Linked DNA regions of Homo sapiens: region 2 is linked to region 1. A link is an interaction called in ENCODE POLR2A ChIA-PET data of the cell type or tissue named here. Cell type or tissue: PC-9. All regions are shown on one strand. Region 1 has its middle 53 kb from the start of GALNT9. Region 2 has its middle 4.8 kb from the start of MUC8.

The links. Peaks named below come from ENCODE experiments on the same cell type or tissue, not always from the same donor. Only the 100,000 strongest peaks of a DNase experiment are listed, where the experiment ranks them.
Region 2: POLR2A ChIA-PET joins it to region 1 with 6 read pairs; 3 of 35 experiments call an interaction of 5 or more read pairs at or near these places.

The regions. Positions count from the first base shown.
Region 1 is chr12:132,380,453-132,385,452 of GRCh38, forward strand. No RefSeq gene overlaps it. Among named protein-coding and RNA genes, the nearest start is that of GALNT9, 53 kb to the left of the region's middle. In PC-9, no CTCF peak of the experiment used is centred here; no DNase peak of the experiment used is centred here; H3K27me3 peaks cover 4,159 bases.
Region 2 is chr12:132,476,883-132,481,882 of GRCh38, forward strand. No RefSeq gene overlaps it. Among named protein-coding and RNA genes, the nearest start is that of MUC8, 4.8 kb to the left of the region's middle. RefSeq lists enhancers at 2,785-3,286, 3,287-3,786. In PC-9, CTCF peaks have their summits at 2,155 and 2,355; a DNase peak (open chromatin) is centred at 2,078; H3K27me3 peaks cover 5,000 bases.

The sequences.
Region 1 (5,000 bases):
ACTGAAAATCAAATATTGCCAAAGGAGAAAAGCTTGAAATAAGCAGAGTAAATGTAGATGAAAAAGACGACTGAGAGAGAAGCTAATCAATGTAAGGAAAATGGGTTTCCCTGAAGTCAACAGCCAGAAAGTGGAAGATTTAGTGTATCCAAAGACAAATTTCTCTAAAATAATAATAATAATAAACACATTGGACTACCAGATCTGAAGAGGGTATTGTTTTCCAGAACATGTTGAAAGAAAACACCCAACCCTGAATGGATGTTAGTTCAGCCCCTGAACCCTGAAGGTAAAGAAAACTCTTTATGCAACAAAAAGGAAAACATTAACAAGAAAAAATGAGCCACGCTGGCCTCAGATGTTCCCATCAATCTTTGGAGCCAAAAGACACATGAAAACCGCTGTTGGGTATGGAGGGAACAGCTGCAGGGCCACAGAAGACATACCCAGCTAAGGCTGCACCCGGCACACAGGAGACAGAAAACATACTCAGCTAAGGCAGCACCCAATACACACAAGACAGAACACATACTCAGCTAAGACAGAACCTGGTGCAAAGAAGACAGAAGAGATACCAGCTAAGGCAGCACCCAATACACAGAAGAAAGAAGACATACTCAGCTGAGGCAGCACCTGCTACACAGAAGACAGAAGAGATACTCAGCTAAGGTAGCACCTGGTACACAGAAGACAGAAGACATACTCAGCTAAGGCAGCACCCGATACACAGAAGAAAGAAGACGTACTCAGCTAAGGCTGCACCGGATACACAGAAGACAGAAGACATACTTAGGTAAGGCTGCACCTGGTACACAGAAGACAGAAGACATACTCAGCTAAGGCAGCACCCGATACACAGAAGAAAGAAGACATACTCAGCTAAGGCTGCACCTGGGACACAGAAGACAGAAGACATACTCACCTAAGGCTGCACCTGATACACAGAAGACAGAAGACATACTCAGCTAAGGCAGCACCCGATACACAGAAGAAAGAAGACGTACTCAGCTAAGGCAGCACCCAATACACAGAAGACAGAAGACATACTCAGCTGAGGCAGCACCTGGTGCACAGAAGACAGAAGAGATACTCAGCTAAGGCTGCACCCGATACACAGAAGACAGAAGACATACTCAGCTAAGGCAGCACCTGGTACACAGAAGACAGAAGACATACTCAGCTAAGGCAGCACCTGGTACACAGAAGACAGAAGAGATACGAGCTAAGGCTGCACCCGATACACAGAAGACAGAAGACATACTCAGCTAAGGCAGCACCCGGTACACAGAAGAGAGAAGAGATACTCAGCTAAGGCACCACCCGATACACAGAAGACAGAACACATAGTCAGCTAAGGCAGCACCCGATACACAGAAGACAGAAGACATACGCAACTAAGACTGCACCTGGCACACAGCAGACAGAAGCCATACTCAGCTAAGGCAGCACCCAGTACAAAGGACACAGAAGACGTACTCAGCTACGGCTGCACCTGGTGTACAGAAGACAGAAGACATACTCAGCTAAGGCTGCACCCGGTACACAGGAGACAGAAGACGTACTCAGCTACGGCTGCACCTGGTGCACAGAAGACAGAAGACATACTCAGCTGAGGCAGCACCCGGTACACAGAAGACAGAAGACATACTCAGCTAAGGCAGCACCCGATACACAGAAGACAGAAGACATACTCAGCTAAGGCAGCACCTGCTACACAGAAGACAGAAGACATACTCAGCTAAGGCAGCACCCGATACACAGAAGACAGAAGACATACTCAGCTAAGGCAGCACCCGATACACAGAAGACAGAAGACATACTCAGCTAAGACAGCACCTGGTACACAGCAGACAGAAGACATACTTAGCTAAGGCAGCACCTGGTACACAGAACAAAGAAGACATACTCAGCTAAGGCAGTACCCGGTACACAGAAGACAGAAGACATACTCAGCTAAGGCAGCACCCGATACACAGAAGACAGAAGACATACTCAGCTAAGGCAGCACCCAGTACACAGAAGACAGAAGACATACTCAGCTAAGGCTGCACCCGATACAGAGAAGACAGAAGACATACTCAGCTAAGGCAGCACCCAATATACAGTAGACAGAAGACATACTCAGCTAAGGCTGCACCCGATACACAGAGGACAGAAGACCTACTCAGCTAAGGCAGCACCCGGTACACAGAAGACAGAAGAGATACTCACCTAAGGCTGCACCTGATACACAGAAGACAGAAGACATACTCAGCTAAGGCTGCACCCGATACACAGAAGAAAGAAGACGTACTCAGCTAACGCAGCACCCGATACACAGAAGACAGAAGAGATACTCAGCTAAGGCAGCACCCGATACACAGAAGAAAGAAGACATACTCAGCTGAGGCAGCACCTGGTGCACAGAAGACAGAAGAGATACTCAGCTAAGGCTGCACCCGATACACAGAAGACAGAAGACATACTCAGCTGAGGCAGCACCTGGTGCACAGAAGACAGAAGAGATACTCAGCTAAGGCTGCACCCGATACACAGAAGACAGAAGACATACTCAGCTAAGCCTGCACCCCATACACAGCAGACAGAAGACATACTCAGCTAAGGCAGCACCTGGTACACAGAAGACAGAAGACATACTCAGCTAAGGCAGCACCTGGTACACAGAAGACAGAAGACATACTCAGCTAAGGCAGTACCTGATACACAGAAGACAGAAGACATACTCAGCTAAGGCAGCACCCGGTACACAGAAGACAGAAGACATACTCAGCTAAGGCAGCACCTGGTACACATGAGACAGAAGACATACTCAGCTAAGGCTGCATCCGATACGCAGAAGACAGAAGACATACTCAGCTAAGGCAGCACCCGATACACAGAAGACAGAAGACATACTCAGCTAAGGCAGCACCCGATACACAGAAGACAGAAGACATACTCAGCTAAGGCAGCACCCGGTACACAGAAGACAGAAGACATACTTAGCTAAGGCAGCACCTGGTACACATGAGACAGAAGACATACTCAGCTAAGGCAGCACCCGGTACACAGAAGACAGAAGACATACTCAGCTAAGGCAGCACCTGGTACACATGAGACAGAAGACATACTCAGCTAAGGCAGCACCCGATACACAGAAGACAGAAGACGTACTCAGCTAAGGCAGCACCTGATACACAGAAGACAGAAGACATACTCAGGCAAGGCAGCACCCGATACACAGAAGACAGAAGACATATTCAGCTGAGGCTGCACCTGATACGCAGAAGACAGAAGACATACTCAGGTAAGGCTGCACCCGATACACAGCAGACAGAAGACATACTCAGCTAAGGCTGCACCCGATACACAGAAGACATACTCAGCTAAGGCAGCACCTGATACACAGAAGACAGAAGACATACTCAGCTAAGGCAGCACCTGGTACACAGAAGACAGAAGACATACTCAGCTAAGGCTGCACTTGGTACACAGAAGACAGAATACATACTGAGCTAGGGCTGCATCCGATACACAGAAGACAGAAGACATACTCAGCTAAGGCAGCACCTGATACACAGAAGACAGAAGACATACTCAGCTAAGGCAGCACCTGATACACAGAAGACAGAAGACATAGTCAGCTAAGGCAGCACCTGATACACAGAAGACAGAAGACATACTCAGCTAAGGCTGCACCCGATACACAGAAGACATACTCAGCTAAGGCAGCACCTGCTACCCAGAAGACAGAAGACATACTCAGCTAAGGCAGCACCTGGTACACAGAAGACAGAAGACATACTCAGCTAAGGCTGCACTTGGTACACAGAAGACAGAATACATACTGAGCTAGGGCTGCATCCGATACACAGAAGACAGAAGACATACTCAGCTAAGGCAGCACCTGATACACAGAAGACAGAAGACATACTCAGCTAAGGCAGCACCCGGTACACAGAAGACAGAAGACATACTCAGCTAAGGCAGCACCTGGTACACATGAGACAGAAGACATACTCAGCTAAGGCTGCATCCGATACGCAGAAGACAGAAGACATACTCAGCTAAGGCAGCACCCGATACACAGAAGACAGAAGACATACTCAGCTAAGGCAGCACCCGATACACAGAAGACAGAAGACATACTCAGCTAAGGCAGCACCCGGTACACAGAAGACAGAAGACATACTTAGCTAAGGCTGCACCCGATACACAGAAGACATACTCAGCTAAGGCAGCACCTGCTACCCAGAAGACAGAAGACATACTCAGCTAAGGCAGCACCTGGTACACAGAAGACAGAAGACATACTCAGCTAAGGCTGCACTTGGTACACAGAAGACAGAATACATACTGAGCTAAGGCTGCATCCGATACACAGAAGACAGAAGACATACTCAGCTAAGGCAGCACCTGGTACACAGAAGACAGAAGACATACTCAGCTAAGGTAGCACCCGATACACAGAAGACAGAAGACATACTCAGCTAAGGCAGCACCTGGTACACAGAAGACAGAAGACATACTCAGCTAAGGCAGCACCTGGTACACAGAAGACAGAAGACATACTCAGCTAAGGCAGCACCTGGTGCACAGGCAGAGGTGCTCACCCTCCAGCACGAAGGAACGTCAGCGCACAAGAGCCCTTCCTGAAAACACAGATTCCAGCCGGCAAAGCAATCCAGAGTGGATTCCGACTTCAGGAATAGAGAAGTGGCGGCCACTGTGTTTACTGGGAGCACCGGGTGGTGGAAAGACGGCCCATACCCAGTGGCGTAGGAATTATCGTCACAGAGTGCAAACCCACGTTGCAAAGCAAGACATTCTAAAAGGAAGGATTTAACCAACAACCGTCAGAACGTGGGAGGAAAAGAGACAGGCGGAAGAATCAACACACGAATTCTTCACGTTTTACAGCCATGTCTAAAAGTGTCATATATCCTTAAAAGATGACTCGCAGCTTGCAACGCTTTGTAAACTTTTTACAACAGCCTTAGAGAGTGCTCTCAGAAATAAGT
Region 2 (5,000 bases), 96 kb after region 1:
ACATTCACCCCATGACACCTGGCCTGTTGGAAACAACCCAGCCCTGAGCTGCCCTCAGTGCTTCCGGCCCCTCATGGGATGCAGCTTCCCCACCAGCCCCCAGGCTGGGCTGCACCCCTCCTACCACCGGCCCCTAGGCTGAGCTACACCCCTCCCAACGCTGACCCGGCCGCACCTTCCTCCTCCCTCCAGGTGGCTCCCGGCTCCACTGGCCTCCCCAGCTCTGGGCCTCTCTGCAGGGCCCCCTCACCCCGAGTGCCTCCTCCAGGGGAAGCCCTGGAACGCACAGATCAGATCGGCTCCTACCCCTGAGCTTCCCTCCCCAGCCCTGCTGCAGCTGCTGCGGTTTGCTTGGGTGGGGCCTGTGCCCCGGGTCAGCGTCCACCCCCTGCACGCCGCAGAGGTTCTCCAAGTCCCTGCAGAACCAAGGGCCAATTTGCAGCCTGACCACACTGCAGCTGTCACACAGCCTGGTGGAGCAGTGACGTTTGGGCTGATTGTGGTGGCTCCTCCCAGGTTGGGAGCCTCAAAGTGCCCTCCCATCCCCCACCCCTCCCCCACCACAGCTGAGGCACTAGGAGGTCCTCCCCAATCATGATCACCAAGATGCATCCCCAACTGTCCTCTCACCCCACCTGCATCTCTCTCCCCTGCCTCCTCAGTGGGCTAGCCTGGGCTCCTCCCAGGATCAGTGGGCTAGCCTGGGTGTGTCCTCTTGGGATCAGTGGGCTAGCCTGGGTGTGTCCTCTTGGGATCAGTGGGCTAGCCTGGGTGTGTCCTTTTGGGGCCAGTGGACTAGCCTGGGCGCATCCTCCTGGGATCAGTGTCTGGAGTTGGGCTCGTGATAGGTTCACAATCACTTCCATCCCTTCTGTGAAGCACCACAGCTGGCCAGACCCTGAGGTAGGGGTGAGAGAGGCCGAGGTGGGGGTGAGAGAGGCCGCCACCCCCAGCACTCTCCTGCCCCACAGCCTGAGGATCTGCCTGGGCCGTGCACCTCGGGGGCCCTGGGCTCCATCCACTACATGTGGTGCTCAGCCGGGGGCTGATTCTTGAGCTCTGGCCCTGGGGATTCCCCTTCTGGATACACCTTTTCCTCTTTCCTGACTGCACAACCCCACACAAGTCAGGGCATTCTGAATTGTGACAGAAAAGGCAACAAAAGTGGTTGAAGCCAAGGGAGAAATTAGTGACTCACATAACCAGGACGTCCTGGAGTGGGTGGCTTCAGGTCTAGCTGGATCCAGGGGCTCAAAGGACGTCATGGGGGCCTTGCTTCTGTCTCCCTCTCACCTTCACTCTTGGAGTCAGCTCCACTCTCAGACCAGCTCACCCTTCCCGCACGATGCCCACAGGGGCCTGGTTTCTATCCTCCCAGGAAACATTCTCCCCAGGAGCCTCCAGGAGGAACCTCCTGGCCCACACCTTGATCTGGGCCTCATGAGCACCGTCCAGAGGCCACCCCCCTCGAGGTATCCCACGCACCAGGCCGCCCCCCTCGAGGTATCCCACGCACCAGGCCGCCCCCCTCGAGGTATCCCACGCACCAGGCCGCCCCCCTCGCGGTATCCCACACACCAGGTTCTCTGCTGGGAACCGTTTTCTTCACGCCACTCATGTGAGCAGCTCCCTGTGCACCAGGTGATGTTCCAGCCGCGGGGGTCAGCAGTGAAGGGACAGTGTCCCCGGGGCTCACGGTGTAGTGCAGGCAGCACTACACCAGTGAGAGCCACCATCGGTCTTGTGGGCACCAGCGTGGGGCAAGGTGACCTGATGCCACCCTGAGGAGCCCTGCCATGCCCCTCCGAGAAGGCATGAGTGGAAGCTGCCAGCAAGGAGAGAACACAGGCAGAGGCCCCGAGGCAGAAGCCGCTCTGAGGCGGGGATGCAGGGTGGGCAGGGGTGGAGAGAGTGCCCAGAGTTGGTGGGGGGGGGGGTGTCCCAGGACTCAGGCCGCACTGGGAGTTGGCATGTGCTTCTGAGGATGCCCGTCTATCTGTGCAGGCCACGGGGCACCATCCAGCCCGGCAGGAGCAATGCTCTCAGAAGGGAACCTGCGTTGTATGACTCACAACCTCCCAGACCTGCCTTAGGAATGAAATTCAGACCTCCAAACTGACGAGGCCACAGGAGGCTGGAGTGGGCCAGAGTGGACTGTAGGAGGCAGGAGTGAGCCGCAGGGGGCAAGAGTGGGCCGCAGGAGGCCGGAGTGGACCACAGGAGGCTGGAGTGGGCCAGAGTGGGCCGCAGGAGGCCGGAGTGGACCCTTCCTTGTGTCGCCTGCACGGCGGGCTGCTCTTCTCACTTACGCTCCTGATGCAGGGATTGCAGCCGCCTGTCGCTGGAACACCATCTCCCTTCCTGCAGCTGCCGTAATGAACCACCACACACTGGGCTGTTTAAAACCACACACTTACCTTCTCATAGCCTGAAGTCCCAGAGGGGCTCCTGGGGCTGACGTGGAGGTGTGGGCAGGCCGGGTTCCTCTGCAGGCTGTGGGAGGGTCCCACCCTTGAATCTTCCAGCGTCCGGAGGGTGCCGAGCCTCCCACAAGGACGCTTGTGAACACATCCAGGGCCGCCTGGACCATGCAGGGCTCCGTCACCATCTCAAGATCTTCAGCTCAACCATATCCACCAAGTCTCCTCACCACGGAAGGTGCTACATCCCAGGCTCCTGGGACCGGGCATGGAGCTCCCGGAGCCCAAGGCTGGTCCCCACGGCCTCAGCATCCTCCCTCAATGCCCTGAACAGGCTGGTGAGGGTTCAGGCCTGCACCTCCGGCTGTGGCTCTCAGCTCTGCCTCACTTCCCAAACAGCCAGGAACAAGTCCTGTTGGAAACACTCCCCTACTGCCCTCCAAGTGAGCCCCCATGCTGGTCAGGTACAGGCCACCCCTGCCTCTCCCTGGGCCCTGTAGCAGCCTCCTTGGCCCCTCAGCACTTCTACTCTTGGCCCCTGGCCCACGGTCTACAGTGCTGTGCAGGAACCCTCCTAACTACAAGTCAGATGTCGGCACTCTCGCCCCAAACTCAGACTGGAGAAATGGGGAGGAAAGGGCTCCAAGGGCCGTCCTGGGAGGATGTGTGGGCTGCACACCATGACGCTGGGAAGTGCATGGGGGGAATAGGGAGGTGGGGAGCTCAGCTTGGCCCCTCGCCTCACCCCTGACCTTGCCAGAGGATTGAGCTCTGCAGATGCAGCCCCCCCAGGGTCGCAGGTGGCCCTCACAGCCCACCCCTCCAGGGTCACGGGCGGCCTCACAGAGCCTCTGGGAGAGCCACAGGGATGCCTGGGCTGCCGCGGCACCACCACCTCACGCACCCCAGAACACACGCCCGTATCTTGGTGCGCTCCAAAGCTCACACTTGCTGAAAAAATAAGGTTCCGAGTGTGGCGGCAGGGGGCCACCTTCCAGACCTTTCTCCGCACTTTCGGACACTCCCAGGGACCCTCGGGAAAGGCATAGCACCGTCCCACGGGGCTCCTCCCGCTCACACGAGCGGCTGCACCCCTCCTGCCGTATGGCCTCTTCCCTCCGCGACGTCACCTCCAGAGCAACCTCGTGCCTTAGCCGCAGCAGCGTTTGCGCTCAAGGATGCCGCCGCAGCGAGCCTTTTCCGTAACAAAGGCCACGGGGACTGTTTCTAATGTTCTATCGCAGATGGGGCTCTGGGGCAGCTGCTCTCCTCCAGGGTTTCTAATGAAACTCCCGGCTCTCAGCCGGGACTGTCCCCTGTGTCCTCCAGGAAAGACACTGGCTTCAGGGCCCGTTCCCACCGGAGCTGCTGCATCCGACACGCTGGTCGGCTTCTGTGGGTTAAGTTTGGGTTTGTGGGATCTTCGAAGGACTGATTATGCATTCAGGAAAGAGAAACTTCCAGACTGTCCACGAGGCCCCAGGCCCCTGTCATTTCCTCCTGGCAGCACCCCAACCCTGGGGCACGGTGCATGAGCGGGCCGGCCGTCCACACCCTGTGTGCCCCAGGCTTCCCTGCAGCTGGGCTTCCAGGTGGCCCTGCCAACTGGAAGGGAAGCTGTTCGGCCTCCACACCAGTGAGGCTGCACCCCTAGGGACCCAGCGGCCCCCTCCCATCAGCAGCCCTGGCCCCTGTGCACTGTGGGCCTCCCTGAGGCTGTCCTGCTGGGCTCTCATCTGTGTGGGGTAGAAGCTCCCCTTCTTGGGAGCACCCTGTGGTCGTTTCCCAGGCTCCATAGCAAAGTGCAGTGGAAGGCTGGGTGCAGTGGCTCACGCCTGTAATCCTAACAATTTGAGAGGCCGAGGCGGGTGGATCACTTGACATCAGGAGTTCAAGACCAGCCTGACCAACATGGTGAAACCCTGTCTCTACTAAAAATACAAAAATTAACCAGGTATAGTGGTGAGCACCTGTAAACCCAGCTACTTGGGAGGCTGAGGCAGGAGAATCGCTTGAACCCAGGAGGCAGAGATGGTGGTGAGCTGAGATCGCGACACTGCACTCCAGCCTGAGCAACAGAGTAAGACGCCGTCAAAAAGAAAAAAAAAGTACAGCTTAAAGCACAGAAATGTCTTCCCTTGAGATTTAGAGACCTGATGTCCAGAACCAGTGTTATTGGAGCCACGCTGCCTCAGGAGGCTCCAGGGGAGGACCCGTGTCTCTTCCTGTTCCTGGTGGTGTTGGCCTTCCCGCCTGTGTGGTTGCGTCGCTGCAGCCTCTGCTCCCGTCCCCACACACCGTCTCCCCTAGGCCTGTGTGTCTTTTCACAAGGGGGCCAGTGTTTGGATGTAGAGACCAGCCAAATCTGGGAACTTCATTTTAACATTTGCAATTACATCTGCAAAGACCCAATTTCCAAATAGTGTTACATTCTGGGGTTCTGGGGGTTGGGACTCCAGTGAGTGATACTGAGGACACACGGTAACCCATAACACAGCCTCCTCACTTCCTTCACCTCCAGCACAACTGTGTTAGTCAGGGGTCTCCAGAGAGACAGAGCCAACATGACACAGAGAGAGA